Regions from separate parts of the Homo sapiens genome. Here all the other regions are linked to region 1. Evidence: read pairs that join two places in POLR2A ChIA-PET (ENCODE). Cell type or tissue: HepG2. All regions are shown on one strand.

Evidence for each region. Peaks named below come from ENCODE experiments on the same cell type or tissue, not always from the same donor. Only the 100,000 strongest peaks of a DNase experiment are listed, where the experiment ranks them.
Region 2: POLR2A ChIA-PET joins it to region 1 with 12 read pairs; 2 of 35 experiments call an interaction of 5 or more read pairs at or near these places.
Region 3: POLR2A ChIA-PET joins it to region 1 with 13 read pairs; 2 of 35 experiments call an interaction of 5 or more read pairs at or near these places.
Region 4: POLR2A ChIA-PET joins it to region 1 with 12 read pairs; 4 of 35 experiments call an interaction of 5 or more read pairs at or near these places.
Region 5: POLR2A ChIA-PET joins it to region 1 with 10 read pairs; 3 of 35 experiments call an interaction of 5 or more read pairs at or near these places.
Region 6: POLR2A ChIA-PET joins it to region 1 with 18 read pairs; 3 of 35 experiments call an interaction of 5 or more read pairs at or near these places.

The regions. Positions count from the first base shown.
Region 1 is chr20:22,509,766-22,514,765 of GRCh38, reverse strand. It overlaps LOC105372564 (a long non-coding RNA gene), which reads left to right. Exons shown (of 3, transcript XR_937341.3): 3 at 3,967-4,666. Among named protein-coding and RNA genes, the nearest start is that of LINC00261, 66 kb to the left of the region's middle. RefSeq lists an enhancer at 1,520-2,021. In HepG2, no CTCF peak of the experiment used is centred here; DNase peaks (open chromatin) are centred at 975, 2,095, 2,655 and 4,006; H3K4me3 peaks cover 881 bases.
Region 2 is chr20:22,408,614-22,413,613 of GRCh38, reverse strand. All of the region lies in intron 1 of LOC284788 (a long non-coding RNA gene), which reads left to right. Among named protein-coding and RNA genes, the nearest start is that of LINC01427, 130 kb to the right of the region's middle. RefSeq lists an enhancer at 873-2,072. In HepG2, no CTCF peak of the experiment used is centred here; DNase peaks (open chromatin) are centred at 1,603, 1,903 and 2,993; H3K4me3 peaks cover 868 bases.
Region 3 is chr20:22,401,066-22,406,065 of GRCh38, reverse strand. LOC284788 (a long non-coding RNA gene) reads left to right here. Exons shown (of 3, transcript NR_027090.1): 2 at 4,604-4,740; 3 at 4,955-5,000. Among named protein-coding and RNA genes, the nearest start is that of LINC01427, 120 kb to the right of the region's middle. RefSeq lists a silencer at 1-155 and enhancers at 2,165-2,274, 904-4,191. In HepG2, a CTCF peak has its summit at 2,582; DNase peaks (open chromatin) are centred at 2,015 and 2,695; H3K4me3 peaks cover 2,033 bases; H3K27me3 peaks cover 261 bases.
Region 4 is chr20:22,451,225-22,456,224 of GRCh38, reverse strand. It overlaps LOC105372562 (a long non-coding RNA gene), which reads left to right. Exons shown (of 4, transcript XR_937337.3): 3 at 2,737-2,974. Among named protein-coding and RNA genes, the nearest start is that of LINC00261, 120 kb to the left of the region's middle. RefSeq lists an enhancer at 1-222. In HepG2, a CTCF peak has its summit at 2,763 (motif pointing left); DNase peaks (open chromatin) are centred at 2,764 and 3,624; H3K27me3 peaks cover 2,019 bases.
Region 5 is chr20:22,567,844-22,572,843 of GRCh38, reverse strand. LINC00261 (long intergenic non-protein coding RNA 261) reads left to right here. Exons shown (of 4, transcript NR_001558.3): 2 at 4,959-5,000. Among named protein-coding and RNA genes, the nearest start is that of LINC00261, 8.3 kb to the left of the region's middle. RefSeq lists enhancers at 846-1,445, 3,356-4,173, 4,174-4,992. In HepG2, no CTCF peak of the experiment used is centred here; a DNase peak (open chromatin) is centred at 2,243.
Region 6 is chr20:22,560,146-22,565,145 of GRCh38, reverse strand. It overlaps LINC00261 (long intergenic non-protein coding RNA 261), which reads left to right. Exons shown (of 4, transcript NR_001558.3): 4 at 30-4,593. Among named protein-coding and RNA genes, the nearest start is that of LINC00261, 16 kb to the left of the region's middle. RefSeq lists enhancers at 858-1,383, 1,384-1,911. In HepG2, no CTCF peak of the experiment used is centred here; no DNase peak of the experiment used is centred here.

The sequences.
Region 1 (5,000 bases):
TTCAGGTATTGAAAAACTTTTAAGTATGTTTAGAACAATCTGCTCTTTCAATTGTAAATTGAAATCTAAATACAGATCAAGTGTATCCAATTTTAGTATTTGTATTGAAATGCACTGAAAGAGCTAAATCCACCCCAGGTTTCTAACACTCAATACAGAAAAATAATGTAAAGCATCTTGTTAATATTTTTATATTGATTATATGTTCAAATTGTTGTTTTGTATATATTGTCTTAAATAATATTATTAAAATTAATTTCACCTGTGCATTTTCACTTTTTAATATGGCTTCTAGAAAATATAAAATTATATATGTGGCTGGCATTATATTTCTTTTGGACAACACTGATCTAATAGATGTACATAACTTACACCCACAGAGAATATTCATTTTAATTCCCATGGAACAAAGAAAACTTTTGTAAATGCCAAGTAATCAATACATACACAATGTGTTGATTATAATGAAATAAAGTTAAAAAATCAGTAATGGCAATAAAACCACTTCGACCATCTCTTGGACACATAAAACATTATAATGTATGGTATATAACCATTGGGGTTTAGAGGAAATTTAAAAGATATTACAAAATACTTGGAACTGGATAAGAACAAAAGTGTCAAATGTCAAACTTTATGACCCATAACTCTCAAGTTGCACTTAAAGTTTTACATAATTTTGAATACACAAATAGCAAACAAGACACCGAAAGACCACATACCTAAGGACATAACTAAACATATTAGAAAAAGAAAAAGAAAAATGACAGAATAAAACCAAAGCAAAGAAAAAGATATAAAGTGAGTTTAAAAAAATCAATGAAATTGCCAAAAATCCCCATTAAAATGTGATTCTTTGAAAAATGAGATGGCAAAAGTGTCTGTGAAACTCTACACGCCAATACATTTAGACCCAGATGGACAACGGCTTAGGAAAAATAGCAGCCTTGGACTAGAGGAATCAAAGGAAAGCTGCCGACATGGAGTCACAAACAGCACTCTCTCTCCCAATAGAAGCTTCTAGACAGGTTCCAAACCCAAACTAGGAAACCCGTTCCAGGAGGTTCCTAAGTGAGTGAGTGATTTGGGAGCCAGAACACACAGGGAATCCAGGGGAAAGTAGTAAAATAAAATAAAACAAGAAGGGCCTTGGGTGAGCACACTGCACCATGGCCTGAGTAGTAGTATTATTTCAATTATTTGCACCTGAGGAGACGTACAGTTGCTTTCAATGTCCAGAATTTGCAGGTGAACCTCTCAGACCTTTGCTTTTCTCCTTTATGGGTTTCTTTTCCCTGGGACACATTGTCAGCCCTTAGCTGCTCACTAAAGCCTCCTGATTTGAGATCTATATGACAAATGCCTGATGCTAAGCAGAGATGCTGAGGCCTGGAGCCAGGAAGGCGAATTAGTTTCCTAGTTCTAAAGGTAGGGGTGTGTGGTGCATGCATGAGAGAGAGAGAGAGAGAGAAACAAGAGGGAGAGAGGGAGAGAGAGAGAGAAACAAGAGGGAGAGAAGGAGAGAGAGAGGGAAAGAGAGAGGGAGAGAGGGAGAGAGGCAGAGAGAGAGGGAGAGAGGGAGAGAGGCAGAGAGAGAGGGAGAGAGGGAGAGAGGGAGAGAGAGAGAGAAAAGAGAGAGAGAGGGAGAGAGGGAGAGTATATAAAAATTCTCTTGCTCTCTTTGCTTCTGTAGATGTAGTTAACAAGTCCACTTTTAGGGCTTAATCTGCTGGGCACACTTTCTTGATTTTATAGCTAGAAATGATCTAATTTAGGCAGAGGGGGCTGCCTGAAGTAAATACAGCACTGGTTCAATTAGGTGGGGATAGATATGCACTACCTTTAAAAGAAGATAAAGACATTTGAACTGTTGGAAATACTAAACCGATCAGCCATCACCCTTTCCTAACATACCCAGATAGTAGCTGCACCCCCTGCTTTGCTTTGGGACTATAGGCAGAGCCAAGGGGACTGTCCCCTCTGCATGACCCGCAGCTACTCTCCCTTTGTCTGCAAACAACCGAGAGGAGCGAGTTGGAGCCCAGAGCAGCAGAGACTCAGCCTAGCAGCTGACTGGGCCAGGTGCGTTTCCATTGGCTGCAGAGGCCCGGTTGAGCTCTATTTTCTTCTGTACATAAAGATAAGAAGCCAAGGGCCCCCTTCCGAAAGCAAACACGTTTAATTGGAACCACCGCCTCCCCATGATTCACCGGATGGAATTTACAATGGTGTTTACCTTTTTCCACAAAAGTAGCAAATGAATCAATCCCAATAGGAAATATAAATCTAGGAAATATAAATCCCCAGCAGATGCATTTCGAACCACACAGGAAAGGACTCACTGAGAAAGAAGGCCCCTGTAACTCTAGAGGGTTTTGCCCAGAAGTAAGAGTCAAGAGTGGTCCAGATTAGTTGAGGAGAAGCAACTTCACATATGAGCTTAAAACAAGTCCTTGCACGAGCCACCTTTTGCTTGGCCCCTCTTAGCAGTGGGAATTCAGACAAAACTTCAGGAATGCTTTGCTGGGCAGCTGTGGTGCATTCAAAGCAGAGAAACTGCCTTAATCTTTGCAAAACCAACAAAGATAAGCAATAGCTTTAGCTGGGCTGAAATTAGCCAATGCGCTGCTACACAATGCCCTGGTGACCATTATCCAGGCTCTGACCGCCGCACGGCACTGCGCAAGCATGCTGGCAATGTTTAACAAACCATCTGTCTTGTACCTGCTCCCACTCAACAGGGGCCTTTGTTTGAACCCTGGCCCCATCCAGCATGTCAGCTATCTATTCCCCAACAGGGGAAGCCCCTTCATCCCATTGTACAATTTTCATAACTCTTTTGATTCCAGTTTGTCCTACAGAATGACTTCTGCCAGAGAACATTTTGGAAAGGGAGATATGGATTCTGAATCTGTCCACTGATTAGTTTCTAGAGCACCATGTGTGTGAAACCTTACTTGCTTATGTGATTTCCCCCTCATTTGTCTTTTTTTAAGAGAATTTCAATATTCATTCAAATGTTGATTTTATTTTTTCCTTGGTTAGCTGTGTTTAAGTTAGAAACCTCTCTCTCTTGTTCTTTTCCTCTCAGATATATGTTTTATACTGCAGTAAGATATTTTCTGCATATGTCGGGTGCAGTGGCTCACAACTGTAATCTTAGCACTTTGGGAGGCTGAGGCAGAAGGATCGCTTGAGCCCAGAAGTTTGACAGGAGACCCTGGACTCTACAAAATATATACACACGTGCATGTACATACATACACACACACACACACACATATACACACATATACTCTGCCTAAATCGCACAGTACCTGGAATTTACTGATTATATTACATAGGTGTTAGACGAAACCATTTGAACTTAATGTTTTCATAGATTTATAACAAATATTGACGGTTCATTTCATATGGTCCAATATATGTATTTCCTTGTAAAACTGCCCACATTATTTTAGACTAGAGATTTGAGAAGATAACTGATCCAATACATGGTTTTTATTAAAAAAAAGAAAGTCTCCTTTGAGAATTTATTTATTTATTTATTTTGAGATGGAGTCTCCCTCTGTCGCCCAGGCTGGAGTGCAGTGGCGCGATCTCGGTTCACTGCAAGCTCCGCCTCCCAGGTTCACGCCACTCTCCTGCCTCGGCCTCCCGAGTATCTGGGACTACAGGCGCCCGCCACCATGCCCGGCTAATTTTTTGTATTTTTAGTAGAGACGGGGTTTCACCGTGTTAGCCAGGATGGTCTCGATTTCCTGACCTCGTGATCTGCCCGCCTCGGCCTCCCAAAGTGCTGGGATTACAGGCGTGAGCCACTGTGCCCAGCCGAGAATTTATTATTTCTCTTTTTCTTCTTCACCTTGCCTGGCTCTCAGCGATTCTCCCTCATGCTCAGGAGTAAAATGTCCCCATATTCTTTTTCTATATGTCACCATGCTAACGTAATTTCAATTACCTCAGATACACCTTCGCAATGGTGACCACAAGAATCCACTCAGCCTTGGAAGCTGTCCTTGAAACTCACCCTGAAATCCCTGCCTAGCAGACAGGAGACCTCAGGCTGGACTCCACTCACTATGTTATCTCGGCCTCCCCGGGACTCTTAGGACACGACTTTCTTAATCTTTCCAAGGGGCTAAGCTTAACCAAAAGGAAATACTGCATAAGATGTGTGAATACTTCAAGATCTGTGGAATATGAAGCTGAAAACAGCTCTGTGTTTAGAAATGGTTACCGTGCATGTGTCTGTTTCCCCGAACTAGCACCAGAGCCTCGGTTTGAGGGTCTGTATTTGATCCTTTTCTCCTTAGAAAAGAGAGACCTTGTTGAAGGAATGTTCTTTTTCCAGAGGAAATTTGGGAAACAAAACGGTCACCTTAAAAACAGCAGCACAAGAAAGTTTGTCCTTAAATTTAAATTTTCTTTCAAGCCAGGAATTAAAGCAAAGGTGGGAGTGGAAGAATCTCTTCAGATTGTAACTCTTGAAATTTCCAGGCTAAGGGAAGTCACTGTGGGAGCATTCGAGCAGATTGGTGGTCACCACTGGGGATTCTAGGAAAGACACGTTTCTTCATGTTTTTAATCTCATCCTTTAATTCCAATTTCGGTGTATGTTATATGTTTTGTAAGGTATTCTAACATTAAATACGTGTTATATGAATACAGTGTATGTTCATGAATATTTCCTTCAGTTTTATATTTGAGTTGTTTTGGCCTTTTGACTTGTGAATAATGCTGCTGTGAACAGCATGTGCATGTATTTGTTGGAGTCTCTGTTTTCAGTTCTTTAGGGCGTATACCTAGAAGTCTCTAGGTCATATGGTAATCCTATGTCAATTTTTTTGAGGTATTGCCAAGCCGTTCCCCACAACAGCTGCACCATTTTACTTTCCTACCAGCCATTGTAAAAGGGTTTCAGCTTCTCCGCATCCTTGTCAACACTTATATCCCTTAAAACAACAACAGCAATGAACTCACGGTCATCCTAGTGGATG
Region 2 (5,000 bases), 100 kb after region 1:
CCTTGTCTCGTGCTGTCTCTCCTCTCCAGTGGCTGTGCTTCCTCCTCTTCCCTTTGGCCACCTCTGAGCACATTAAGCTTGCAGGATTGTGATGGGATTTAAAGGCATTTCAGCTACTCATGTGCACAGCGCTCTTCTCCTCATTCTACCTGGAGAACAACACTAAGAAGGTACAGTCAGTGAGAGCTTTCAGAGGAGAACAAGTCTGGATGAGAATCCTCTCGAACTGGGCATCAGAATAGGTTTCTCCTCCTCACTCATCTCTCTGTGACACACAGCCCTCGAAAGGCATGCCATCCCACAGACATTTTTCCTGGAAAAAGAGACAGAACGTAATCAGGAAATGTGAAAATAAAAGAAGAAACGATGGGTTAGAGAAGATCCAGGCTATTCTCACGGAGCAAATATCTGGGGGCAAAGGTGAGAGAGGCTGGGAGCAAACCCGAGGCCCTCAGACGCCTGCTAGCTCACGGGGAAGCGGAAGGGGCAGAGCCCTACAGAGCCGACTTTGAAACAGGCAAACTGGAGACCAGAGCTGGGACTGTATAATATGAACTGGGTCTTCAAGGATGGGTTAGCAGTGTCTGACACTGTATATGGGGGGAAAAGAAACTTCTAGACTGAAGAAACCCTTCAACATATGCCTAGGGCTGGGGAAATAATGATGCAGTCCCAGAAAGAAAAAGTAGATCCTGTGCTTTCAAAGCGAATTAGGCAAGATACAGGAAAGGACCAAGCCAGGGAGGATGAGGAGTGCCTGGGTGAGAAGACTGCAGCAGGAGAAGTTTCAGTGGAAAGGGATGTGGTCAGATCCGTGCTCTTGGGTGATGTTTGTAAATGAATCTGATGAGAAGGGAGATGAAGCCATGAAATCATTAGAAGTTCATTAGAATAATTGGATGTAGGAGACAGCAAAGATAATAATAATAATAAAAGAGGATTTAAAATTATGATTCAAAGTCTGAATGTATTGGGGTGTGGCAAAAACTCCTCTCCCAGAAATTTAGAGCATAAAAACAATACCTTTAGAATGAATAAATAATAGTATAGTAGCACAAAGTGATAGTATACCGCAATGAAAAAAGAGTGAGCTATAAGCACAAAAATATGGTTGAATCTTGCAAAGATAAAAGTTGAGAAAAAGAAGCCAGTCACAGAAGAGTCAATATGATGTGATTCCAATTATTTAGAGTCCAAAAATGAATCATGCTGCTGGCTAGATGGTTGGGATCTTGGGGAGGGTAAAGTCGTTGGCTGGAAGGGAAATAGCCGGTGGTTTCCAAGGGGCTGGTGGTGTTCGTCTCGATTTGGGTGCTGGTTACAGGATGTGCTTGGCTTGTGAAAAATCACTGGGTGGTACATTTATGATATGTTCACTTTTCTTTCTGCCTGTTAAACTTGGATAGAAGTTTTTACAAAATGGCACATCTTGCTTTGGAGATCTTAGTTTAAGGAGGCGGATTGACTGACAGGTGATCTTTAAATGTCCAGCCCTTGAATCTAAGTACAAACGGGGGTAAACAAGGCCATGTTTCTTGGATTCCAGGAAATTAGGAACTATGATTCAGCAAATTAGAGCATTGCATCATGTAGTGAAACCCAACATCTCCTGGCCGTAGTCCTCCCACCTCTCAGCCAGACTTGGACGCTAGCTTAGCAGCCACAGGCCTGGAAACGGTCACCACAACCAACTCATTGTCTCATTAATTTCAAGGATGTAGAAGAATAAAAAGTGATAAGGGCAAGGGTGGGAGGCTCTCTGTTAGCAGCTTCAGAATAAAACCAGTGGAGCTCAGTTCCTGCCAAGAACTCGGGAGAAATCCATCATTCCTCTTGCTGGCCTGTGGTGAGCACCACTGTGGTGATAAGCAGAGAAGCCTGTAATGATTAACCGAACATGTACATACAATGGTCACCCCCACACACAGACTTCTTATCATCCAGGAGCCCAGCACTTTAATACTGAGTCATACCAATGTTCGGAGAAGGAAGTTTGCCGCCACTAACACACTTCAAAATTTGGATTCAGAGTTAATTCCTGTAGTTCAGTATAACCCTTCCCAACTGCTTCCTACCTAGAGGAAAAAGAAGTAATTGAATTAAAAAAAAAGTCCCAAATTATTCCCTGGGTGGATTCCTAAGAAGCATTTCATAATGAGAAGTTTCCATAAATGCATTTAATAGATTCTTTGCAGACTATTAACCCCTTGAAAAGGAAGAAGGAACAAAGAATGAAGGTAGTGTTAGAATAAGGCAAGTACCCAGAAAAATAATGTGATCTACATTCAGAAAAATCTCCTTACATTATCCACATTACTTCAATAGTACATATAAGATTCCTATAAAATTGTGGCTTATAAGCAATACTTTCAACTTCCCGTCAGAGCTGGTTTAAGCAGCAACATAGTTTTTAAAAATATTTTTTGGAAACTCTGATACAGAATGCATTACATTTTTTATATAGAATTCAGTATTATTCAGAGCTATTTTCCTGATATGAACAAACTTGAGATCTCTCCCCCTTCCTCCCTACTTTACATTTCCGTCGTTCATTCCTTCAGCAAATGTCGCTGAGCACCTTCTGTGTGCCAGGCCCTGTTTAGATTATTGGGGACATAGAGGGCAGTAAGTTAGGCCTCATCCAAGCCCACTGGACCTGACATTCTTGTTGCTGTGGCCTGGTGCAGTCTCATTCCCTCTGGTGCTGACTTTTGTAAATTCCTCCCAACTTTCCCCACCTCTAGTCTGTCAGCTTCCATCCCTTCCACAACTCTGGTTATTAGAGTACTATCCTTAAAGATCAAATCTGACCATTTCACACCATCCTTCTTGCTTCCTTTCTGTCTTCCATTCCATATAACAAAACAATACAAACATGCAAATTATTCCCCACCAAACAAAAGCAAAAGGAAACGAAACCTTTAATGGGATAAAAGGAAAGTTCATAGGATAAGAAAGGAATTCAGAGTCCTTTGAAATCACATTCCAGATCTTTTTCCCAAGGTCCTGCATGTCTTTCTTGGTGTCTTCTGTAGGCCCTTTGATGCCTCTCTATGTCAAAACGGTTTCCCTATTTTGCCTTTATTTAAGTGTGTCTTTTGCCAGGAATGTCCTCTCCCTCCATTTCTGTCTATACAAAGTTCCCCATGTTTTACAAGCCAAATTCAAATGCTTCCTCCTTCATGAGACCTGTAGATACTGGTATCCTGTTGGTACCTCTTGCCAAATCCATGTTCATGTTGATAGTTTGAATTCATCTGTGATGAGAGTATCCAAGCCGTGAAAACTGGCAAATGCTGAAAATCAGAGCTTGATTTATTGTTTCGTTGTTTGTCTAGACTTAAGAAAGTGGTGGAGAAAATGTTAATATAGCAGGTTAAACTTAAAAATGTGCTGCGTTTATAGCCATTATATTATGAAAACACATAAAGCATACTTCAGGAAATATTTTTTGAGTATTTGAAAACTGTTCTCCAATTCAACAAAGAAGCCATTCATTCCACTGATGAACAACTAAAGTCCCAATATATGTCCTCATTGTTTCACTTTCATTTTACTACTTAACATCAACAAAAACATCAACTAACATTCATGTTGGAGTTGCATTTGCTCATCATTGAGGTGAGGGGCTTCTTTGCAGAATCTGAGAGTGATCAAGAATTGATTTGTAGGCTGAGCATGATGGGTCACACCTGTAATCCCGGCACTTTGGGAGGCCAAGGCAGGCGCATCACTTGAGGTCAGGAATTCGAGACCAGCCTGGCCAACATAGTAAAACCCCGTCTCTACTAAAAATACAAAAATCAGCCGGGTGTGGTGGTGCCCACCCGTAGTCTCAGCTACTGGGGAGGCTGAGGTGAGAGGATCACTTGAGGTTGCAGTGAGGTGGAGGCGGAGGTTGCAGTGAGCTGAGATTGCACCACTGCAATCCAGCCTGGGCAACAGAGCGAGACTCCATCTCAAAAAAAAAAAAAAAAAAAAAAGAATTGATTTGTAGTTGGCTATGAGGGCAAAAGTTCAGCAAAATCAACAAAAGAATTCTGTTAAAATCAATTAGCTATATGGAATTTATAATTAATAATATTTTAAAAAAATATTTAATTGACAAAAATGTATATTCAAAGTATACTATGAGATGACGTGATATACATATACATTGCATAATGATTACCACAGTCAAATTAACTAGCACGTCCACTACTACTCGTTACTATTTGTGTGTGTGTGTGTGTATGTGTGTTAATCCTTAAAATCTGCTCTCGTAAAATTCCAAGTTATCAATACATTCTCCAATTATGCATTAGATCTATAGAACTTCTTCATCTTATGACTGAAACCTTGTGCCCTTTGACCAAAGTCTCCCTATGTCTCTCACTTCCCAGCCTTTAATCACCACTACTCTGTTTCTATGAGTCAGACTTTTTTAGATGCCATGTATTAGTGAGATTATGCTGTATTTGCCTTTCTGTGTCTGGCTTATTTCACTAGGCATAATGTCCTCCAGGTTCATCCATTTTGTCACAAATGGCAAGAATTCTGTCTTTTTAAGGGCTAAATAGTATTCCATTGTATTCTACATTTTCTTTATTCATTGATCTCTTGTCAGTGGACACTTAGATTGTTTCCATGTCTTGCTTATTGTGAATGATGCTGGAATAAACATGAGGGTGCAGATAATTCTTCAAGATTCTGATTTTGTTTCCCTTGGATATATTACCCAAAAAGGAATTGCTGGATCATATGATAATTCTAGTTTTAAATTTTTGAGGAATCTCCATACAGTTTTTCATACTGCAGCACCAGTCTGCATTCCAACCAACCACAAAGGCTCTCTTTTCTTCACACTCTCGCCAACACTTGTTATTTCTTGTCTTTTTGATAATAGCCATCCTGAGGTGTGAAGTGATAACTCATTATGGTTTTGATTGTCACTTCCCTGATGATTAATGATGTTGCTCACCTTTTCATGCACTTGGCCATTTATATGTCTTCTTTGGAAA
Region 3 (5,000 bases), 110 kb after region 1:
GCAAATTGCGTGGCCTTCCAAGAGAGCAGGACACATTGTAACCATGGGGACTCCAGACCGTTAATAACATTCTATATTAAAGAACAGATAGTCTGTAGTCCCAGCACTTTGGAAGGCCAAGGCTGGCAGATCACCTGAGCTCAGGAGTTCGAGACCAGCCTGGCCAACATGATGAAACCCTGTCTCTACTAAAATACAAAAATTAGCCAGGTGTGGTGATGGGCACCTGTAATCCCAGGTACTCAGGAGGCTGAGGCAGGAGAATCGCTTGAACCCAGGAGGCAGAGTTTGCAGTGAGCCAAGATCGTGTTACTGCCCTCCAGCCTGGGTAACAGAGGGAGACTGTCTCAAACAAAACAAAACAAAACAAAACGAAACAAAGAATAGGCAGGCCTATGTACCAGATCACAGTCCATACAACACATTAGTTCACATAAGTGCAACTAATACATTCTATTCTATAATAGCACAGCTTGTTATCACATAAAATTACCAGCTTCCTCATAGTATTGTATGCTTCTTATGTTGACTAAATAGATAGAATGAATATTCCCCCATGTGGCAACCTCTATTGAGTCTTCTTTTCTCTGAAACTTTTAAAAAATACATACTTTCTACCAAATTCCACCTAGCATGAGATTGGACACTACCTCAAACTTTTCTCAAATGACTTCATGAGTAATATTCATTTGGTACCTGTAGTAGGATTTATGTATTCTAAGCTAAGAGTTGATACTAAACAAATATTTGAGATTGGTTGCAATAAATCTAAAGAAAAAAACAGCAAATTTCAGTTGGGATGCAACTTGAAATTATCCCAAATATATAAAAGTTTTTGTGATGAATTTATTGTTACATATAATATATTCTCAATATTCACTTACTGAGGTTGATTAACTTTATGCCGTTTTAAGCATTGGGAAACAAACTTAAACAAATTGCCACAGTCAAAAGTCAAATCAGAGTACCAGTGATGTTATGTTTTAAAGCCTTCAGTGTAAGTAATGAATTGCCCAATACATCATGGATGATTTTAAGATATTCCTTGTTTGAGTAAGAGACCAGAAATCACGTTTGCCAAAAGAACACTCTTTTCCCAAGAATGCAGCAAGGCTCCCCATCCCCAGGAACAAACATCACTTTTTTCTTGATGTTGCCCTTAAAATATGAGGCTGAAGTTCAGAGTTAAGCACATCCTGGAATTAGGAACTCTCACCAGCACCAGGTGCAGGGAAGTAGGCAACTTTGCCACTGGCTTATTTTTTTAAGGAGACTGTGCCTGTACTCTCTGAGCAAAGTGGCAATATCTGCAGCTGCCTGCCTGCCACCAGACAGCCAGTCCGATGTGAATTATTTAACAGAAGGTATTGCAACCTCCACTCACAACAGAGGAGGCTTCAAGATTTGTGGGTGACACCCTGACAGGCTGCAGGATCAAAGCCAGGATTTTAGAGAAGAGGTGCAGTTGAGCAGTGCCCGCTGGCCAAGGAGCCGTCATGACCTAGGGGCAGAGGAAGAATGCCAATCCATGCTGCGAGGGTGGCACATTCCAAGGACTAAACCAGAAGAAGTAAGGCCAAGTGCTGGCAAGAGGGAGCCACAAACCAGAATGATTACGTTTTTAAAGCACTGCTTCCTGGTTCAGACATAAAATTATATTTAAATGTCCTGCCTCTTTGCAATCAAAAGAAGCTAACTGAAAGAAACACGCACTTCAAGGCTGTAAATCTGAAACTTCCTAATCCCCGAAAGTCCACACTAGACTTCTTGCCTCCATGGAAACAACAAAGCATTCAGCCAACTGATTGGCCTCCAATGAATTTTAGATAAGACAGCTTGGAAGGGAATGGATGTGATTTTAATGCAGAAGAAAGCGCTGGAAGGGAGGTCCACTTGGTTCATATTTGAATAAAGCAAACAAGGCAGACGAAAGGCTGACAGCTGTAAATGACATTGTCAGTACAAAAATTATCAGCCAGTTTACAATCTGTTTGCTTATGTTGAACAAACAGACTGTGTGTGGCATCCTTCGGCCTGGTGAATGGCAGAAATACTTGCGGGCTTCAGAAAAGCTATCTGCTCTCCTGCAGCCCGGCCACAATTAGATCGCCATTTGACAGCCACACTGAAAAGGAAACTGTGTTCTCTGCCTTCCCCCACACTCCCTTGCCTCTTTGCTTTCTCTTTTCCTTTCTTTCTTTTTCTTGGTCTTCTTCTTCATAAGACAAGCACTGAAGTTGGGTAGAGACACTCGTCCTGTTGTATCAATGGCGTGAATTACGTTAGTTCTGTTTCTGGATCAAGTCGTTTACTGATGTGTCTGACATTCCAAGTGGGAGATCTTCAGTAACCTAGCAAGGCTCAGCGCCAACAGTCTTCATTTTTTATTCCTTACAGGAAGCAGAATCCAGGAGCTCCTGAAAGAATGCCACTTTTTTCTTCTTTGTGCAGCCTGTCTCGCAGACCGTTTGCTTTGAACTTGCTAGCATTGCATTTGGTGCCGAAACAAAACACAAGCAGGGCTGTGGAGCTCTATTTCCCCTGAGCAAGACCCCGATAGCACAACTTTCAGGAGGGAATAAAACCTAGTGGGCGCTACCGCTCCCGGGGAGCTATGCTGAGTGTTTAACCCAGCCCCCAACCTGAAAGGAATGAGTTGTGTGGTCCCATTGCTTAATCCCCTCTGTGTTCTGCAAACTCAGAACACAGAAATAGCTCCTTTTGTTCAAAAAGAATGGAAAGCAAACACAGGTACTAATTTTATCCCTCACGTTCTCAGAGGCTGCCTCTTGTTTAACTGCATCAGAGAGATTTAAGCTGCTGGGAGTGGCTTTTTTCACCGGGCCCGAGGCTGTTTGGGCACTGGGAGCTTTTTACCTAACAGATTCCAGCTCACCTTGGAGTAAGCGAGTGACACACCTCCTTGCCCTGGGCGACAAGTCACCTCTGTAGAGCGCACACACTGGAAAACAGAATAACCTCATAGGAAGACAACAGTCTACAAAATCTAGAGTTCTGATTTTCATCTTCTACCTTGTGTATTGTCATTATTTATTGTGTCTTATTCTTGCTAGAGTTAGCAAATGTATTCATTTGAGGAGAGGATCAAGTCTTTCTGTTACGCCTTCCTTTCTTTTCTCCTTCTTTAATATAAAGAATCTATTTAGAGGTACTTGGTTTATTTGACCGGAAAAAAAATGATGATAGGTGAGTATGGTGTGTTCGTCACAGATAAAGGGTACATCACAGGCACACACAAAGCCGGAAGCCCGTGGTAATTACTGGTAAGCAGCGAAGCATCAAAACACCTCTTGTATGAAAGTTCATCCAATTACCACTAACCTAGAGAGGAGAGTTATGTTGCACTGTGCTTTTCATTTTAATCTAAATGGCTGTTTCTTTTTCTCTGATATGGCCATCGGTCATAAAGAGTTGACCATCATCAAAACTGTTTGATTTGGAAGTCTGTAGTGTTTGGCTAAGAGGGCAAATGCAAATTTGATGAAAGAATAAGGATAAATTTACATATCAGCCTCAGCTCACATGGAGAGAGTAAACATTCTGTTTATCTCAAGTGTCACTTTATGATTTCAGGAGAATATAAAACTGACCTTGGCCCAGTCATTGCAAAAGGCCTAAATGAAATATACGGTTGTCTAAATACAATTTACTCAAGTAGAACTTGTCAGCAAACCCTGCGGAACTCAGCAAACAGGACTGGAGAGCGCAGCGAAAGAATTTTGTTCTGATAAACTCCAAAATGAAATTCTGGAGCAAGGAGTAGGTGAATAAGAAAGGTTAAGAAAAAAAATCCTACCTCATGAATTTTATGGTAATTAGCGTGAATTAAAACATCCTATTTAGCTGTAGTTTTAGGCTTTAGTTATCTAAAAATTAGAAAATAAAAACAAACAGAAAATTTTAAACGCCAATGTTAAAACTGTAATGTATAGTATTCTTTTACCAAACCTTTGTTTTATCATTTGGGGACAAGAGTAAGATCATCATTTGTTTGGTTTCTAGAAACTAATTGATTCCAAGAACTTTAACACTCCATAGGTAGTTTACACTGCAAGAGGATAATTCCTTTTGGCTGTTTAAATCAACCACGTTTGCATTTTCCACAACATTTTTAATTAGTTTTTTCTCAGGCTAAGTCAGCATTCATCACTGGGTGAACGAACATCAGACTTTGTTCATAATGGAGGCTTTTGAGTGTGCAGAAAAATATTCCAAGACAATTGCAGGCATCTGAACTCATATTTCACCCCCACTTTCTTGTACCCAAAAGTTCAATGTGGAAAATGAAAGCATAAAATGAGATTCTTTTATGGAGAAAAGTTGATGGCATAAATAGAGTAAGGGGGTGAGGGAGTATATACATATTTTTAATTTGAGCTATTCTAGAAACTTTGCCCACAGTAGAGCAAATAATAATAATAATAATATTCTGAATGAAATAAAAGGTGAAGAAAATTTGGCAGAAATGAATAGTTTTAATTACAAAAATAAAGAATATTCTTGTAGGACCTGTTTATGCATTTACCTTTATAGCCCACAAAATATTTTTTAAGTAAATAATTATCTATTTATATTCACATAGAATAATACAAAGCTTTAACGAAGACCGCAGAAGAACTTCATATCTGAGTACCATTTGCAATCGATTTACAAATAATGCCAGCATCCTTAGCGACTTCTTCAGGCAAGGTTATACTGGGGGTTTTTGAGGCTAAGCAGGTAAGAGTGCTAACATAAATGAGAAGAAAGTACCTCATTGTTACCAAAACTGTAGCCAGGCTTTCCACGTGGGGTTTGAAAAGAGATTGACATGTTGCCCTCACTGGAAGGAGAGTAAAATCAAGTTTGTGTGGGGTGGGAGGAGAGGTTGTATGTATCTGAGGAAGTCAGGCTGTTGAAATGCTTTTCCTCAGTGTCCTGTGTTCACATACAGGTGAACTGGGAGTACCGCACACAGCATGGCTTCCAGCCTGAAGTGA
Region 4 (5,000 bases), 59 kb after region 1:
GTCAAGGAGTCAGATGGATACGCCCCCTGTTCCCTGGCCTTTTCCAAGCATACCCCACCTCCCCGTGCCCTGTCCTAAGCCAAAGGAATAGAGATGTGGATTCATTTCTTCATACACAAAGACCAGGAATAAAGTGGCTAAAATTAAATGATTTTCTTTCTACCCTGAGAAGAAAGTCACAACCCTCTCTCTGTTGCTCAAACTAAGGAAAAATACAGTGTGGTCTTTAGGAGTTCAATTCAAGTGAAAGGAAACACCCATGCAAATACACATTCACACACATGCAGAGAAAGCCTGTATGTTACACCATCTCTTACTTCCTTTACAACAAATTATCAACCAAAAAAACAAGAGCCTTGTGTCAATCACATTACTAGAAATCCACCCCGATAAATATGTCTTGGGCCACACATTTTTCTCAGGGTAACCGACTGGGTTTTCATGAAGGATTTGTTGAACTGCATAGTGTGTACGAATGATTGCCCCAAAGCTCCAAATATTTATGGCCAGGGCCAGCAGCAGGCGACAACATCTAACGCTGCACTTGGCAGTCTGGCCCCCATTATTCTTGACAATGGGTGGATGGAAGGGAGAACTGTTGAACTGTTTACTACTTCAAGACATTTTAAAAGGTAATGAGTGTACAAACAGCATGGGAAAAAGAGCCCTCTGTAAGGTGGCTTAGAGTCAGGATAGAAAATTCAAACAATATTAGCCTCAAAAAGTCAACATTAGACACCCTTCTACTAAGGACCTACAAACAAACAGAGTTACTCTGTACACACACTCACACATGCAATTCCACGCCACTGTGGCTTTCACCTTCTCAAGCCCTGGGTTCATACGTGCATTTGCACAGGACTTGGAAGTTTTCGGAACGGAGGGGTTTTGTCTCCTGAGAGCTTTCAGCATTAGGACTCGTGCACCTGGCTTGTCCAAGGCAGGTGAGGGCAGGGAGAAACCGAAATTCAGGCCAAGACTGGGATGTGTTTGGCCCTAAGACCAAGCCACACTCCTGTGTGTGGACCAGGAGAGGCTGTTGGGTTTTCCATGACATCACAGTTCATCGAGACAAAGTGCTACACAACAAACACCTCTTGTGCACAGACACCCTCATCCTACAGAATTAAAAGACAGAAGTAACTCTTTTGAAAAGTCAATCATTAATAATGGAAAGAAATCCACCATCTTGTCCTCTTCTTCACACAGACCTAGAGAAGGCAGGTACTTGCTTTCCATTCAAGCATTGAATATGACAAAGAAAATAAATTCTTTCTATTTTTTCTGTTTTGTGAGAGTTAGTCTCCCACTATTGAAAGATTGCCCTATTTCTGTTCAGCCAAATCTGTGCTTCTTATTCAAGGGGGACACTTGGTTACTCATACATCTATCTGGAAACAGGAGATTGATTTCAGAGGATACTTGGTTTTCCACTCCAACATCAGGAGTAATCTACACTCTGATAGGTCTTGTGTTTGCATGGCCTTCTAATTCTTTGCAAATAAAACCTGACAAGAGCTACACACAAGGAAAATTGCCAAAAAGATGTGCATGGGAAAGATTGTGCCTCCCCCCAACCTCTATTTCCTGAGTTTACCCCACATATCTTATAAAATCTAAAACAGTGTTACCTGTGCTTAAGGGTTTTCATAGTTTTGAAAAATGAAGTCGCTCTTTGTCATAACATCTCAAGAAGAAGTAAAACAAAAAACAGAAAGGATATTCTTCAAAAATACATTTTCCAAATTAAATTGATCACAGGTTTTTTCAGCCTGTTTTTTAAATGAAATTATGCAAAGAGGGAAAATTTAATATTGCAATCAATAGAGTCCCACCCTTTTATAATGCCAGGTCTTAGCTCCCATTGATTTTTTAGCTAGCTGCATAAACTTAGTTATGCACAATAAGAATTTCATGCTACAAAGAAGAGAAAATGACTTTTTCCTCTTGCAGTGAACAGTAAGAGCAGTAATTGTAATCTCACAAAATAGAAGTTTTATTCTCAGCCTTTAGAAACTATAGAAGGGGAAGGCAGTACATCTTCAGACGATTTTCACAGATACATATGTGTGTGTGTGTATGTGTGTGTGTGTATATAAAGCAGAGACAATTTGTAAAATTTGGAGAAAAAATATAGTGTCTTAGTTTTGACAATGACAATGTGGTATGATCAAGTTTGCTGCAAGGAGGTGTTTCAAAGATTATTTTTATTATGACACACATTTCCCCAGAAAATTCTCTCTAGCAAAAGGCATCTCTAAAAAAGAAATCCTCCTAATTGTGGTTGGCTTAACGCCTCTCCAGAGTAGGTCAATAGCACACCCAGCGCAGGTGGCCCACCGGCCGCTCCCCGCCTGGCGTCTGATAAAGCTAGTCTCTTCCCTGGATCAAGGTATTAAGGTTCGGGTTATTTGTATTGATTTTATGTGCCACTATGCTGCGCTAGCCATGCTCATATCTGTGGTTCACAAATTCCTCTTTAAAATGTCACCGCCATTTCATTTCCTCTGCATCAATACTGCAGCCAGAGGGGCTGCTTGTTAACCTCCGGGGCTGTAGTCTTATCAGATGCACTAGGACACTGCATATTCCCAAAGTTTTCACAGACATCAACAATGCAGGGGGTGGGTGGGGATGAGACTCTTCACAGAAAAAAAAAGGGAAAAAGAGAAAAAAAACAGAAAACTTTTAACTATTTTTCTTTTGATGTTCAGAAGGATTTTCCCTCTTGCCCAGGAAACCCTTGGAAATGGATCCGCCCTCTAGCGGTTAACAAGGGAGCTGAGGAATAATGGGATTTGACATCATTGGAAAGCACAGCCACACCCAAAAACAGGTGTGTGCACAAGAATTTCTGAACACAGATTTTACCAGCTACACCCACACCCTCAATTCTACTTGAAATTAATCTTAAAGAAATTTTGAATTTGCTGATAATTTGAGATCAGTAAAGATTTTCCCTGAAAGTTCTAAGGTAAGTCTTTCTCAGTGAAATAGGTAAACTAGCCATCTAATAATTGTAAAGATACTTTTCCTCCTCAGCATAGAGTAAAACTAGCCTTAACTGAAATCCAGATGGAAATCTACACACAGGCACAGTCATGACTCTATTTATCAGTCTACGGTGATCCTTTAACAAACATGCAGCGGGGTAAAAATAAAACACATGTTTTCCCTTATTTCTCTGTAAGCGCTTACTTAAGGTTTTATTATATTTGGCCATGGGACATTCAGTAAACTTACTGATGATATCAAAGAATGATTTTACAAACAGTAAAAGTTACACTATTGACACCTCCAAATTCTGGAGTATTTACATTGTGTTAGGTGCACACTTGCTCAGGGAGATTAACAAACATTACTAGAAAGGCTGTGGCCAAATCCACCCTAGTTGTTTATAAAACCTTTACAACTCATCAGCTTCCACTAACACACTGGCACTGTTCAATTACCATCAGTGTTAGAGAGCCTTAGCAAAACATCTAGTGCCCATGTAAATAGACAAATCTGAAAACTAGCTGGTCTGTTGGCTTACATACTGTAGGTAATGTTTTCTTTTGCTCAAATTTGTTCTGGAAACTAATCACGCTCTGATAAAGCCATCTGCAAATATGAGAAAGATTGACACCCACATGTCAAAGTTTACACAGCCTGACCAAGTGTACATATAGTGCAGATGATGTGAGGGCTCCGCTGTACAGAGCTTCTCCGGGGCCATGTTGGAATGGAGCTCTGGTTGAGAATGCAGGTACCACTATCTACATTAAAGCAAAACTTGCCAGTTTCCTTGCCAAGCTAAAACTCTTCCAAAAGGATGGGTGCTTTTCTCCATGTTCATCATGGAGTTTTAACTTCATTCGCCCAGCATTACTAGTCTAGGGCGATGGAATGATTATCGCTTAGCGAATTCCAAACCCAATCGCTTTTCTACAAGTCACTAAAGCTTTAATTTGTCTAGAAAATGATAGTAACTTATTGTTCATATGCTAGAAAGGATAGCATAAATATCAATAGGAGTAATGATATGAAATGGCATTTGTCTAGAAAGTCACAAGTTAACTTTTTACTGTGCATGGCCTAATTTGCAGGAAATGCTTTATACATAGATTTGTCCACCCATGCTCAAAGAAAACCCAGAATAAAAACCTGAATATAAAGCAGATGGATTACCAAACATGACTGAACACAGCGAGGAATTCATCTTCATTTTACTTTGGCAATAAACGTTTCTGATTTAGAGGTACCTGGAACAATTCTCTTTTTCCTGGTTGTTGTCCATGTTTCCCAGAAATATACCCAGTGGATCTATTGCCTGATCCTGATCCCCCCTCTTTGGTAACACAATGAAAACCAACATCAACAACTATGTGGAAGGGTTTGTTTGTTGTGAACTTATTTTGACTCCTGATGCTCATTCCTTTCTAAGAGCTCTGAAGTCATATGATTGAAATTTTATTCTTGAATTTTCTTAGGGATCAACTACAAATTTTCTCATCATTTCCAGAATGTAGCCTAATAATTCTTTGAACGATATGGCAACATTTGCTTCTTCCTAGCCTTCTGACAATTCTCATGATTGGTTTCTCTTTTTACTTATCAAGTAAAACCCTAAGATTTCATCTGCCAGATCTTTCCATTTCCATTGTAAAGTTGGACAATTTCTTAGCCCTTCACCAATTCTGGATTTTTGAATCTCTCCTTCAAATTTCCAATTTAAAAATCACTCTTCTTGATAGATTATTAAATCTATATCCAGTAATGGGTTTGTCACTTCTTTGTTTGTCTTTATCTAAATGTAGCAAAATAAACCCATCTGGTGGTTCTTAGATTTTAGTTTTTTGAAAGCATCTAACTAACACCTAGTCATTGGTTTCTTTGAAACTCTTTGATGGCGACATAGTTCTGTGTCTGTCTCTGTCCATCTTTTGTGTATTTTAAACAGCACAAAAGAAATCTCATTGTCCAGACACAATTGTTTAGATGCATTTATCTTTATAAAC
Region 5 (5,000 bases), 58 kb before region 1:
ACAGCCTGTCTGCCTTATTCCCTACCGAGGGATTCTGGGAGCAAGGGCTAGGAATGTCCTAAGAGGCTCTTGCCTCTGACCTCCCCCTGACCTGCACCTGGTGGCCTGACAACCCAGGTGACAGCATAGCTGGAATGCATACACCGCCCACAGCTGGTCCCCAGCACGCCCTGGCCCCAGCCCCCGCGGCAAGCCTCCCCCTCCCACCCCTCACATATATGCCAATGCAGATCTCCATAAACACCTGCCTCTGGGGTTTGCCCCTGAATAGGATGCTGGCCTAGGCACATCAACCTGCAGCCCTCAGGGAGGGAGGATGCTGCCCAGGACCCAGTAGGCCCATCGCATACAAGAGCACCACTCCAGCAGAGTGCATCTGAGTGTGCATGTGAACAGTTGCCAAGCTTGTGCCAGGCTCCGGGGACACAGAGTGGAAATGAGCACTAGACCTCCTCAAATCAGGGCTCAGGCTTGGCTTGGAGGTCTCCTTTACTTTTCAATATCCGGGAAGCTAAGTTCCCTGGCCTGTCCATTTTTAGTGGTGTGAGATTCCCTGCAGACTTAGCATCTTCCATTTCGGCATTTCAGAGACAGGCAGACAATTGGATTCTAAGGCCAGCTCCTCACGTGTTGGCATGTGTATGGCCAACTCTTGGAAGTGAACAGAGTTCTAGATAAAATTGTATTCTCACTCCAAACTGGACAACTGAGTGTTAGACTAAGGTTGGGACACAAGAATGACACAATTACCCACAATCAGATTGTGTGCTGAGCCTTGTAAAGATGGCCAGAGGGGAGGAGAATACCAATTTTGGGGGCTGTTTATGGGGGCGAGACAGTGGGGGAAGCAGTAGCCAATCTGTATTTTGTCCTCTTTCCATTTTAATTACCACCTCCCCCAATCAGCAAAGTTTACCAATTAAAGGCCAATCTCTCTTGATTTCTGTGCTTTAAAGGACATTTCGATTCACCCAGGCAGACAATTAAATCCCCCTCTTGCCTCTCCCTTCCCAGAGCTCAGGAACAAATGCATCCCTATCTCTTCCCAGCATCGAGCAGTGGGAAGGAGTTGATCTCAGGTGCTCACCTGCAGTTATCAGAATGCCAGACTCATTTAGGGAGCTCAACTCTGGAAGCTGAGGCGATCCTTTCATTGATTGTGGCAAGCGCGGTTTAGATTTTGCCCTTGCTCAGTAAACAACTAAAAGTAACTGCATGATTTCTCCCTTGCATTCCACAATCTCTCTCCTCCTTCCCTGCCTCCTCTCTCTCACACACCACATGACACACACACACACACACACACACACACACACACACACCCCTTCCCTACCTCAGGCTCAGGCCTCTGGGCTCTTGGTCATCATGAAAGAACAGGCAGATCACTATCCCTGTATGACACCCTTAGCTAAGCGCCTCCCCACTCCCAGCTGCTGGACGTTTTGCAGGGGTTGGGGTGGGTTCTGTGACTTCTTCCTAGGACTCATGACTCTCCCAAGGTGCACACCCTCCCAAGTTCCCAAGCCCCCAACCATACCACATCTGGAAGTCCCCACCTGTCTAGAATGCTTTCCAGAGACTTTCCCGACCATTCCTCCCTTGCCTCCCTTCCCCCACCCCAGCCCTTCTCCCTGTTTCCTGCTGCAGCTCAGACCCAGTTCAATGAAGTTGAGGGTGGAGGACAGATTCTGTCTGAGGTGCAGCAGCTCTGCTTCTGGCTGAGGTAGCCATGTCTCAATACAGATCTGTTTTGGGGATGAAAGCAAATTAAAATGGCAAACTCACTCAGTGACGATCAAACTTCTAAGATCCTTAACAAGATCTCCATTTACTCCTCAATTACTAATAGAAAAAGGGAAAGATGTACTCTATTGTCCAACATTTGCATTCTCTGAATAGACTGTGTGTTACAATTAGCCCCCTTCATTAGCTCCATCTCTAAGAATGGGTTTGCTGTGAAGCAATTGTGAGGAGCGCGCGTACTCTGCCATCTATTTGTGTAAAATAAAGTAGGCATAATGGCCAGTCTTCCAAAACAATAGAAAACCTTAGTACAAATCCTAACAATTATAATTTAAAATTTAATAATTCTTTTTTTAAAAGCCAAATGGTGAAGAACAGTTTTCTTGCAGACATTGGACAGTCGGCCTGCCACGAGTGTGTTTTTTAAAAAAATTAAGCGACTTTCTCTTTCAAAGTCTGTTGTCTTTCAAATGGAATTTTTTCTTGTTTGCCTAAATGCCTTTCACGTGATAAAAGATATTTTTCAAATTAGATCACCTCAATTTAAAATACAGTTACCTATTATCAGCCAGCCTGGAGCATAAAGCATTTTAAGAAGTCTCACAGATCTATTTTATTTTTTAGGATTTAGAATTTTCACGGATTCTTTTCATTTTTAAGGATTTTTAAAATAAAACAAACATTGTAGTTTGTAAATTCTTAAGATTTGAGATAGAAATATTGCTCACAGTATTGAATATTCCACATTAGTCAATAGCAAGCAGATAAATATATATTTCTAAATGAAGGGTAGCTCTGGAAATTAGACAGCCATTTTATTACATAAGGTATTCTTGGACAAACCAAAAAAGTGTGTCCTCACTTTTTCCAGCACAGTTTCGTAAATGGAGTATAAAATGTATTTGGAGTTTTAATAAATTTATTAGGTGCCAAACATTTCTTTGCACAATGTCTGTCTAGTTTGTGTCCTGAGGGCAAAACAATGTGTGATATGCTTGCATTACAGTTTTGTGGTAGCTGCTCACAGGCAGGTCACACCATCCTACTTTCATTGTCATTGGCAGTGCTATTTTGTTGAATATCAGTTTTGATATGACTAACGCTTATTTCTCAATTTCACCTTGCATTTTCTTCTAATTTTTATGTTTGATAAAATAGCTCAATAGTGGTAATTAAACCTCTCCTTATAAAGGTATAGCTATATATTTCTCAATGCTTGTCTTTCTAGCAATGAAATCCACATTAAAAACATTTCTGGGAGAAGATAATTTCTTTGTTATTTTTGGATTGTTTAAAACTATTAATACAATATAGAAAAATAATGCCGGGTAAAAATAGGATTGATTCTATATCAAATAGGAATTTGTTTCCTTTACTGCCTTCCTTTTTGCAATGTCTGTGCAGGTCTTCCCACACCTTGGCTAGTTCAGTAGATATATTCAGTTTAGATATATTTTAGTTCGTCACCTCTGAAGCTCAGACAAATTTCCAGGCCAAGTTTTGAAAAATAATTTAGGAGAAACTTGCAGATATTTTGAGGACGCGGCGTGTAACCTCCCATGGCACCGAGACAAGCGACATTCTGTTTGGTGCAAGTGGCGAAAAACACGACCTAACCGTGTTTACATGTGTATTCAGCCATGAAATTGAGTATTATCAACGTTGAAAAAATGCAAATCAAATTAAAACAAGAGAAAATTGTCTTTGGAATTACAGCGGCCTGGAGCCCCCAAGTGTTTGCTTAAATTGAATCATTTAGAAAAGAAAAAACATCTAAACTGCCCCTTCACTATTCTCTTCCGCCCCCACCCCAGGCACGAACCTTGTCCTTTAATTCTACCATGAAATGTATCAAAGTTGAGGCACAAATAACTCTACCTAGGACAAATCACGTTGCAATATATATATATGTGCATATAAAAATTAAATGCCTCCCTCTATCTAGGTGTTCACAGAGTCGGACCTGCTTCCGAAATAAAGCAGCACTCCCTTTCCTCATTCCTGGGTGAGGCCCTAGCCGCTGGCTGGCGGGCTGGCTCGGGCTCCCCGCGAGTGGCCCGGGGACCTGCAGAGCAGCCTTCCTTGGGCTCAGGCTGCGAGAGCCGGAGCGGGTGCTCGGGCTCCGGGAAGGCGGCGTGTGCCCGGGTACCCGGGGCCAGGCAGCCGGGGCCGATCGGGCGCGCCGAGGTCGTCAGAGCAGCCGGCCGAGCCCCCAGTCCCCGCGGGTCCGTGGGGCTGTCCCGGTTTGGCGAGCTCCGGCTGCCGAGATGCGCCAAACGCGGAACCCGGGTTGGCCCTCCGGGGGGTTCTTCTCGTCCCCTCCCAACGCTCACTTCGCTGACATAGGACTTCCAAGGGTCTTAGTGGAGAAGGCCACGAAAGGAAAATGCCTGCTAAATGTCACTGGGGGTCGGGGGAGAGATCGAAAAGAGCACGAGGCAGAGGGACGGTCATTCTTGCTTTTCCCCCACAAATTCTAGAAAGCGCAGGGAACCGACCCTAGGCAGCCAGTTCACACCGGACCCGACCTATCCCACCCCAGTCGCCATGGGCTCTGTCAGCTGTATTCCTCTCCCGCCCTCCCCATCGCTCTCCCGTCTCCGGTAACACTGGCGAGTCCAGGGTTTCTCCTGCAGGTGCCAAGGTCGGCCCCGTCCGGATGAGCCCGCTGGGCACCGCGCAGAGGAGGGCCGGGCGAACAGGCAGACGGCCTTGGGTCAAGACTGGGAGCGCGACCCCGCTGCGGTGGGAGCGGGACCCAGGCAGCCACGCCCACCAGTCTTAATGGGGGACAACAGAGGGGGCTAGAATGGGGGGCGGGATGCTGGTGACACCAGTGGTGGCTAGGATGTGCTGGCACGGCCCTGGAGACACTTTTATCTCATTTAGTGACCTCAGGATTTTCGTTTCGCTCCCCCAGCCTGCACTTTCTCCTCTTCGAACACTCGTCCACCCTGCTCCAGCCCGAGCTGCACCTTCTCCGACCCGGTATCTCAAAAGGAGCTCGAACTCCTTTTCCTCTGGGGAGGAGAAAGAATGGGTGGCCTCCGCGTCACTCTGTTTCCCTTCCTCCTCCTCAGTCCTGATAGAATCGAAGGGCTGCCCTTGTTCCAGAAACATAATAACTGCATTCCAGCTGACTCCGATGGGGGCGGGGGGCGGAGTAGTGGAAGCCCATTTTTATTTGAAACCTGTCCCTATATTTTCCTTCCCAGGAATCCCTGGATAAAGACCAGCTCAACCATCGCTGAGAAAAC
Region 6 (5,000 bases), 50 kb before region 1:
CTTCTTACTGTACATTTTTCTTCCTCTAGGAAATGGCATCAAGATGGTTCAACTAAGACATGATCACTAAAAACATTATAATAATACCTTTTTGAAAAACTCAGTTTCTCCTGTTTACTAAATATTTATTTCATCAACATGGGCTGCGTTCCACTGTGTCAGGATTCTGCATGTGGGTGGAGCACTGTTCCAGCCTGAGAAGATGGTTCTGAGGCCACTTAGCAAGACATTTTCCAGCATGAGCAGGTTTCTCTGTGGAAATAGTGACACCTGTTCTGGTGTGTTGTCTTTCCTCAGGGAACTTAAGGGGTACAAAGCTCCTGAAAATGTTCTTTATGCTGGTTGAAGCTCTTATGTCGCTGTACTGATTCCCTACGATGCAGATTTGAATCACAGAGTAATTAAAATATGGATCAAATAAGGCTGGGGCTCACCAAGGCTGAAAGCTGTAGCCATTCAAGGCATCATTTCTGTCATGAAAATATAGGACCTTTTCAAAACATGCCTTCAGGAAGGTGTTCTCTTTTCAAACAAAAGTCTAATGACTGCATAACTCTTCTTGACCACATCTTACACTTTCTCTAGACTTGCTTATTTACAGCTACTGGAACAAAAAGATGAAATGAATAAAGCACACTGATTGTCCTAAGAGTCTTCTGTGACTAAAAGCACATGAGCTTCTCCCCAGGCTGAGCTTTGACCCTCCCAAGCATTTCCCCAAAGGCCATGACACTGCATCAGATTGCTCCTGGACACTTTCCTCAGAGTTTTCAACAAATATAAACTGAGGAGTGGAGCACAGCACCAGATTTGCTAATCAAGAGGCAATGGTCCCAGTCCAAATGGGTGCTGTGTGTGAATACAGAGCCCAGGAGAAGGGAAGGAGGTCTGTGAACATCAGGAATTGCAAAATCTTGCTGAACCAATAGACCAACAGCCATTAACATTTGTCAATGCAAAGATCCTAAAATATACAAGTGTGGAGTTGTCCTGCCCTAAGAGCTGAAGCTGTGACAATCACGCTGCCATGGTAGATATTTAAGCTCCCCTGAGGTTACTGAATCTAACAATGAATAAACAATGAAGAGTAGCTAATTTTTGGAAATCTCTTTCTATGACCGGAAAATATTCACAAACTCAGAGTGATTGTTTGGGGTGAAAGATGGTCCCATGCCTTGTGGGCCTCTCTTTGCTATCTATACAACGTTGGAAATGAACCCCTCCCTTACAGGAAAGTGAACAGCAACCAAGGTGAGCCCACCCTGGGAGGGCAGAGTGGGTGTACTTTCCTCGAAGAGCCCTGAACACAACAGGGCACACAAACAGCCACAGCACCCTCAACAATGCCCCACCATCTGCCCACCAGGGCACACAGATTCACGCAGATTCAGTGACACATTCCAAAAAAAGGGAATTAAGGAGGACCCATGGCATGGCTAATGGGGAGAGAGCTTTACTACTTTTAGCACCATTGCTAATTATTGGAGCAAAGAAAGGCATACAAGGAATGGAACCCAACCTGTTTAAAGTAATAAATGTCAACCCTAAAGTGCATGGAACCATCTCTCCTTCCCTTTTGAGGACTGTGTGCTTCACAAGCTGGGCGTTTGCTGCATGGGGTTTTCTAATGTAATGTGAATTTTCAATGTGCTTTGTCTCTGTAGAGTGGCTTTAAAAAGCCCTTGAAGTCCTCAGCTTTAAATCCATGCTAATAGGGGAAGTCTTTTTTTTTTTTTTTTGGAGGTGAGGAGCTTTGGTTGGGAGAAACATTGACCCAGACTGCACTCTGGGTAAACTAGGGCAAAAGACCTGATATCGTCTGCAGGGTACTTATTAACCACTGTTCATTTGCAGGATCAATATTTCCAGCAAAGGAGTCCACACTCAAGATACACTGCTACGTCTCACTTTTTCCTTGACACAACAATTTATTTTATAAATGCATCTGCTGGAGAAGAAAAGGCAGTACCAAGGATTGTGTCTTTTATCTCCAGGATATGCAAAGCGCATTTATTTTCAGCTTTTATCTCTGGAATTGTATGTTGATCCCATACATATAGATTGATTTTGTTCAGGTAGATAATGAAAAGTCAAGTGGAAAATTACACAATGGCATTCACGATCCTAGTCTTATATCAGTATATAAATTGGTTTATTATTTCATTCTATTAAAGAGGCTTTTTTTTGGTACCAGGAAAACTTCAAAATGCATTGTGTTGTCAGCCTCACTGAATTTTCTTTTGGAGGAGGAGGTAGGGAGGGGAAGCCAAAGCCCCGATTTCTCCTGCTCCTTTTGCTAATTGTATTGGCTAAATGAGCTTTCACAGAGGGGGGTCCTGGCTGCTTTTTGCTCTCCCCCAGACCACTTGTAGGTTGCACACAGGGCTTCTATAACTCTTTCTGAGTCAGGACAAAGATATCCGCCGTGCACACCCTGTGACATAGGTGGATATTTATTTCATCCCGGGCAATTCTAAATTTTGTCATGATGACTGAAAGAGGCAATCCCCTCCTGAGCATTAAGAGGCCAGGGGTGAGAGGGTGGCAGCATAGAAAAGCCACCACCCAGAGACAGCTTGGAGCCATGATCCTGGAGGAAATGTTATTAATAAACATCTTTTGGACATTTGGTAGCCCGTGGAGCTTGCTCCAGCTTAAAGCAATTAATTCAGGACACTGACATAAACTCTCCAGATCTTTGACAGCTTGGAGCCGAAATAAAAATGCTAGTTCTCCGGGGAAGAGAAGAGGATGGCTAGCCCTTTTCTGGACTGTTTGCTTATAGGCCCAGAGAGCAACCTTCCTTGCAGAATGAAATGCAAGGGCACAAACAATGTACCAGGGAGAGAATAGAAGATGGGAATGAACAGTTTGAACTATTTGCTCAGCAGAAGGGCACCACAATGCTGGGGTAGTGGTTTTCCCATGCGTCCACTGTCCCTTCTTTGGGATCTTTTGTTGTCCCCTGTCTCCTTTGGCCAGATAAAAGCACAGCTGCAGCATTGCAGATAACAAGTAGGCCGTACTTATCCCCCTAAATCTCGGGGTGCCTTTACTGTAACAAGTTATGCTCGGCTCTCTTTTATTTTACAAGAGGATGGTGAGGGAGAGAATGGAAGAACAGAGGGGGCGGACGTATAAGACATTTGACACTGCCTATGTCTGATTTCTCTTTCTTTCTTTCTTTCTTTCTTTCTTTCTTTCTTTCTTTCTTTCCTTTCTTTCTTTCTTGCAAGCTGTGATCGGATGCAATCTTTGTGGGACATTTAAATGGAAGGGTTCATTGATGTGTATTGCTTGCCAAGCCAAAATGTTGCCTTTGGGGAAAAGGGAGAGAGGTGTTCATGGAGTGCAGGGAAAGGAGGTTTTGGGGCAGAGATTTTGACTTAAAATAACCAGACTTCTTCTGGCTGCTGAAAAGAGGCAAAAGTTTTAAATTGTCAAGTTTAAAACTATGTTCAGTTATGATTTGCCACTTCTGAATATTATTTTGGATTTCCCCTTTCATGCTTATTTTGTTCAGAATCCTAATGAATAGAGGTTGCTGGACTCAGGGTAAAAGCAGGATGAACTGGAGATGGGACATACAAGGTACTTTTGGAATTGCCATAGATTACACCTATAATCAGAGTAAATGTCATCAACAAATAATCAAAATATTTTTTACATTTGCTCTTCTAAAATCAGAGCCTATTTTAAATATAAAAGAAAGTAGATGTGATAATAATATAAACTACAGTCACATTAAGTTGATATTAAATTCAAAATCTAACATAGATTTGCACTGTTGGGTGTGTGTTCCGAATCAGTGGGTTTTCCCACTGATGTTGATTTCGGGAGCCAGGCTTCAATGTTTAATTCTATTGTAATGTGGTTATTTAGCCTGAATGGTTTTATAAGGTGGAAAGGCAAAAAATTTAATTCCGAAGAAAACTAGTGTTTTACTATGACTGTGGTAAACATTTCCAAAGCCCACCTGTGGGAAATACAAAGTTTTAATGCTGTGTGTTTTTTTGTTTTTGTATTTTGTCTCATCGACAAAACTGGCAGAAAAAAACGCTTTCGTATATTTTTCCTGCTGGGTGGTCAGAAGGAAAGGCCGTGAAGCTAAAGGTCTCCCACTGAGACGCTGTTCTGCAAGGAGCCGACCTCACGTGCCGCCGCCGCCAGAGAAGAGAGCACCTGTTCATCTCGGCTCACTGTGAGGCTGAGCTCAGCGCTGGCAGGCGAGGGGCCGCAAGCATCCCCCACAGCCACCGAGAGGGCATCCCTGCAGGGAAATCATATCCGACATGCCTGTGCCCACAGCAGACTTAAGACTGCCTCTAAAATGTCCATGAAGCCATTGTCCAGTAGAGCTGTTAGTTTTAACACCAGTGAGTATTACCTTTGGTTAAAAGGATGCATGTGTATAGGTGTATGTGTGTGCGTGTGTGTTTGTGTTTTTGGACTTGTGTGGAGAATGAAGAAAGGGTTCCATTTAGGCATTTGCAAATATTCGATGGCATCATGAAAAGACAAAAAAATCCTATAAAATATATCATATTTTGCTATGATTTTGTGTGTACATGTAATAAAATTATTAAGTATAAATTGTTCTGTATTTCTTTGCAAGCATAAATTCTAAAATTTTGTATTTAGTACAGAATAATTCGTATCACATAATAAGGGAAAAATACATTTTTTTTTCCTGATTAAGTGCTTAGACTAAATGTATCTGGTTTTTTGGGGAACTGAGGCCAAGATGGAAATTGTAGTCTGCCTGGGTGAACGTAATTCCTTTCTCTAATTCTTGACATAGAGAAAAACTTGCCCAGGGAAATTTTTCCATTATGGCATTTTAGCATTAATCTGAAAATCATGGGGAATCACTGTGGATAACTCAGGGGAATAAGTGGAACTCTTCTTCCATTAAAAGAATTTCCTGACTTTGAGGCTATGCATTTCCACAACATGGGAAATGGGTTTTTATTTCCAATTTCTGCAAAGAGTACACATGC